Regions from separate parts of the Homo sapiens genome. Here region 2 is linked to region 1. The links are chromatin loops, found by intact Hi-C in ENCODE. Cell type or tissue: natural killer cell. All regions are shown on one strand.

What was found. Peaks named below come from ENCODE experiments on the same cell type or tissue, not always from the same donor. Only the 100,000 strongest peaks of a DNase experiment are listed, where the experiment ranks them.
Region 2: a loop joins it to region 1, with 3 times the contacts of the local background. A loop is called at or near these places in 1 of 110 quality-filtered maps.

Annotation. Positions count from the first base shown.
Region 1 is chr19:12,781,310-12,783,809 of GRCh38, reverse strand. It overlaps a transcript of HOOK2 not described here. Among named protein-coding and RNA genes, the nearest start is that of MIR5684, 4.6 kb to the left of the region's middle. RefSeq lists silencers at 910-1,419, 1,450-1,499 and a cis regulatory region at 639-1,519. In natural killer cell, no CTCF peak of the experiment used is centred here; DNase peaks (open chromatin) are centred at 29, 349, 1,329 and 2,049; H3K4me3 peaks cover 1,171 bases; H3K27ac peaks cover 2,425 bases.
Region 2 is chr19:13,043,275-13,045,774 of GRCh38, reverse strand. All of the region lies in intron 2 of NFIX (nuclear factor I X), which reads right to left. Among named protein-coding and RNA genes, the nearest start is that of NFIX-AS1, 29 kb to the right of the region's middle. In natural killer cell, no CTCF peak of the experiment used is centred here; a DNase peak (open chromatin) is centred at 1,414; H3K27ac peaks cover 1,602 bases.

The sequences.
Region 1 (2,500 bases):
CACCCAGGCCTGAGAAACAGGAGGAGCCCTCTTCTGGCTCCCGTGCTCAACCCTGGATGCAGAGTTTCCCATCTATTATTCACCTAATCCCCACAACAACCCAACAAGCTGGACATAATGATCCCTCATTTTCAGATGGGGAAACTGAGGTCCAGGCAGCAATGAGGGCAGAGACAGGATTTGAACCCAGCTCTATATGCTACCCAAGACCCCCAGCCAGCTCACCAAGCGCCATCCTCCCCTCTCTAAAAATGGTACATGTGGGGTGGAGTATGCACCCAGGCCCCCAGGAGGCCAGGCTCGAGGGGGGCGCCGGCTTGCTCTGAGTCAAAATGGGCCCCTGGATGAAATGAATAAGAAAACGGCTTTAACCGTTTCATCGCCGCGACGGGCTCTGCCAAAACTTCCTGTGGGCTGGGAGGAGGGGTTGGGGGCTGGGTTCCCGGAGGTTTGCAGGGGTGGGGGTGGGGGGTCTACCAATTCAGAGGCGGAGTTGGGGGGGGCGCCTCTGGCTTGCTAAGGGGAGTCGCTGGCCCTCGGATGCTCGCTGGTGGGGGAGGCCTTCCCCGCGGAGAGCGAAGTCCCCAGAACTTGGTTCTCGGCCCCACTGTCTGTAGGGGTCCCAGACTCCGCAGCCCCCTCCCCAGGGGCCTGAGTCACACGCGGGGAAAGCCGGGAGGGGTGAGTCACGGGGGCGGAGAAGCGGGAGCGAGGCCAGCTGCGGCCAGGGGACCCCCGGGCTGGCCTGAGTCACGCACGCCCGGGCGACGCTGACCCCAGCCCCCTTCTCCCGGGATCACGAGCGGGAAGCGCATTGTCAGTAGACTAGGCAGCTGGAGGAAAAGCAGGATGGCTGGGCGGGGAAAGGAAACACGCGCCTGGCTACGCGGGAAGCTCTGGTTCCCATGGCAACTGGGGGGGGGGTCTCAGCTCCATGGGAAAGGTCCCTCCCCCAACAGGGACTGCCCTCCCGTCAGGCGCTGGGGAAGCCCCCGGGCGCTCGGTCGAGGGGCCACAAGTTTCGGATCGGGCAGGAAGGGGTTAACGGAGGCCCCCTCCCGGGTTTCACCGGCGCCCCAAGGTCCCGGCCGGGGCGGGGCTGGTCCTGCCCTGCGCGCCTCCGCTCGCCCAGCCCCCGCCACCGCCCACGCACGCGCGCACGCAGCCAGTGCAGAGCTCCCGCCCTTCCACCCCCCGCGCTTGCACGCACGACCGCGTCGGGTTCCACGCACGCAGCGACCCCCGTCGTGTCTCACGTCACGCACGACGCACGCGCCCCCGCAACGCGGGGAGGGCGCCTCCCGGAGGGGAACGGCGGGGCGGGAGGCCCTCTGCGCACATCACTGCGTCCGCGCAGCCTGCTGTCCTCTGTGACTTTGACTCCCACTTCCCGCCCCCTACACACAAAGTCACAAACAAACTCCCCGACCCACAGTGTCACACGGACGCAGGATACACCTGCCACATCTTGGCACCAACCCATTCTAGTCCAGCCAGCCTCGCAGCGAACACGGACACACGTGGATGGAGACGCAGACAATCACACAGGCACGTCAGTCACATAGCGTTTGTGATAGGGACGCAAACAGAGCCATATTCATACATAGGTAGGTGGCAGATACATCCTGATAAAGCAACCCCATCCAGCAAAATAGGACGGGCGCAGTGGCTCAGGCCTGTAATCTCAGAATTTTGAGAGGCCAAGGCCAGAGGATCGCTTGAGGCCAGTAGTTCAAGACCAGCCTGGGCAACATAGCAAGACCCCTGTCTCTACAAAAATATTTTTTCTTAATGAGCTGGGCATGGTGGTGCATGCCTATAGTCGTGTCTATAGTCCCAGGTATGTGGGGGTTGAGGCGAGAGGATCACTTGAGGCCAGGAATTCAAGGCTGCACTGAGCAGCGATTGTGCCACTGCACTCCAGCCTGGGCGACACAGGAGACCCCGTCTCAAAAGAAAAAAAAAAAACAGGAACAGGGAGGGACACAGTTTTGCACACCAGGGCTTGTTTTGTCACACAGCCACACTTCTTCCATGGTGATTGTGGTGGCACAGAGATACATACAGACACATAAGATAGTCATGCCATCGCATGACCCCTGTTACCACAAATAGGGGGCACGAAATGGGATACAGTCACAGAGACAAGACCACGTACAGGGACACTCAAAACGTCAAGTGGACGGCCGGGCGCGATGGCTTACGCCTGTAATCCCAGCACTTTGGGAGGCCAAGGCGGGCGGATCAGGAGGTCTGGAGATCGAGACCATCCTGGCTAACACACTGAAACCCCGTCTCTACTAAAAATACAAAAAATTAGCCAGGCGTAGTGGCGGGCGCCTGTGGTCCCAGCTACTGGGGAGGCTGAGGCAGGAGAATGGCGTGAACCCGGGAGGCGGAGCTTGCAGTGAGCTGAGATGGCGCCACTGCATTCCAGACTGGGCGACAGAGCGAGACTCTGTCTCTTTTTCTTTTTCGTTATTTATTTTTTTTATATTTT
Region 2 (2,500 bases), 260 kb before region 1:
GGAGGAAGAAGCCTACGAGAAAAGGGAGGGAGAACGGACAGGCGCAACCACAGCCTGTGGTCCCCTGATGCCCGCCATGGGGTCAACACAGTGCAGTTGTCAACCCAGTGTGCCTGCTGCCCCTCTCTCCTACCTCCCTGGCAACAGACTGCTGAGCACCGTGGGCCAAGGTCTCCAGACTCAGCATCAGGGAGTTCTTAGAGCCCTCCTTGGGCCTGGCTTGCCCTGCTGCCGTTCCTTTCCTTGGCCTCAGTCAGGGTTTCTCAACCTCATTACCCCTCATGCTGGGGCTAGATACTGTCTTCTATGGGGGGTCGTCTTGTGCAGTGTAGGACAGCTAGCAGCATCCCAGCCTCCACCCACGAGATGCCAGTAGCAACCCCATCCCAAGTAGTGACAACCAAAACTGTTTTCAGCCACTACCAAATATACCCTAGGGGCAGAACCACCCTCACTGAGAACCCCTGTGCTATCAGGAACACATGCATCACACACAGCTCTGGGGCCCATGCTAGCCACAGACCAGGATACCACTGTTTGTCCACCTAAATCCATGGTGGCTGTGGAGCTCCCTCAGAAGAGAGCCACTGTCTCACCATGACAAGTGCCACCAGGTCTCTTCCATTCTATGCAGGTGAAGGCCTGTCCAGAAGTAAAGCAGCCTTCAGCATGGAGCCCATGTGGTCAGGGTGCTGAGCCCTGTGCTGCTCCCAGGTATCTGAGCTGCCGGCGGGCCACCGCTGTTCTCACCATCCTCAGTACTGCAGTCATCCCGTGTCATCCCACAGCCTGCAGTGGGACCTTAGCCCACTCCTCACCCCCGGAACCTGACCTGCCTCTTGTCCCAGATCTCCTTAGCCCCCGGGAAGGGTTGTTGTCTTTGTGCCATATCCAAACAGAGGGCTTTTAATAGCAGCTTCCTGTGGGGCTGGGTTCCTCCCATCCCTTGCCTCTCACTCAGCTCAGTCCTGACGGTGGAGACGCAGCGCCCTGTAATTACGACAATTGTAATCTCTTTTACTAACAGGTAGATTAATAGCGAGGCAGGTTCACAAAGAACCCCAGAAAGGAACTGCTCAGCTGCTGAGCGAACGGGAAAGGCCTGACACTTCTCACAAGCATGCACGCCCTCTGACTCAGAAGCTACAAGCCACAGGGGCCAGGTTGGAGTTGGGCCCAGGGGTTACATACCTGCTGTGCCCCCTACTCACTGCACTCCTACTACAGCTCATAGGAGTAACAAGAACTTGAACCTCATGACTGAGAAGTTTCCTCTTACGTTGTTGGGGTGTGAATTAAGCTGACATTTATACACACACACCCCAACCCATACTTGTACACAGACACCCACCTCCTGACACTCAGACACCCACACAGACACCCGCAGGTTAGCACATCCTGAACACCCTGCAGAGGAAAGAACAGAGCAAACCTCATGAACATATGCATCCCACCCACGACTGCGTGGCCACAAGCCCTCTAGACACTGGATGGCCCACACTGCCATGCCACAGCCCCAGCTGAAGGAAGAAAGGGGAGAAACGATGCTGTCGCCTCCCTCTGTCCTACACAACTACCCACATCCACTGCTGCAATTCAAAAGCCTCTTGTGGGGCCTCAGGAGTCTTGAGGCAGCTCCCACTACCCAGGGCCTGAGGACAGTCAGGTTCTGGGTAAGGTGGAGTATCACAGAGAAAGGGTGGGGGACAAGGGTCAACAGAGGCTGAAGACACTTACGCTTCCATGGGCCGAATAGGATGTAGAAAATGATATAAGGCCCGATTTTCTCTTTTTTCTTTTTTTTTAAATTTTATTTTATAGAGATGGGGGTCTTGCTACGTGGCCCAGGCTCGAACTCCTGGGCTCAAATGATCCTCCCACATCGGCCTCCCAAAGTGCTAGAATTACAGGTATGAGCCACCACACCTGGCCCTACGGCCCAGTTTTCGAGATGAATAAGCATGCATATTCAGGCACACAGATAAGAGTGCCATGGCAGTGGGGACCAAGTCTGATGAGAGCATGCTCACTTACACACAGGGACTTGGGGCAGGGCACAAGGGGGCTGTGTGTCCCTGCCTGCATGGCCCTGGGGGACACTGTCTGGGATGCAAGGGTGAGAGAGGGGGTGTCTATGAGTGATGTCAAAGTCCACAGTCCACAGCAACAGCTCACCCTCCCCTGGTCCCCCTTCAAGTCCTGGGAGGACATGTGCGACCTTGGCAGCCCCAGGGGCCTTGTGGCAGACTGCGCAGCTGGCCTCAGGTGTCAGCAGCAGCTGCTTCCTCAGGAGCTCTCTGGCACGTGCTGGCGGCCAGCATGGGCTTGCACCTCAGAAGTGGACCTGGGGGCTGCTGCCATTAAGATACCATGGCCAGCACCTGCTCACCACCAGACAGTCTCAAGAGCCACTTCTGCAGTCCCAAGGCCAGAAGCTGAGAGGAAACTGCCATGCCACGGTGACCCCCAAGGGTCCCTCCCCTTCTAGCAGTGCTAACAG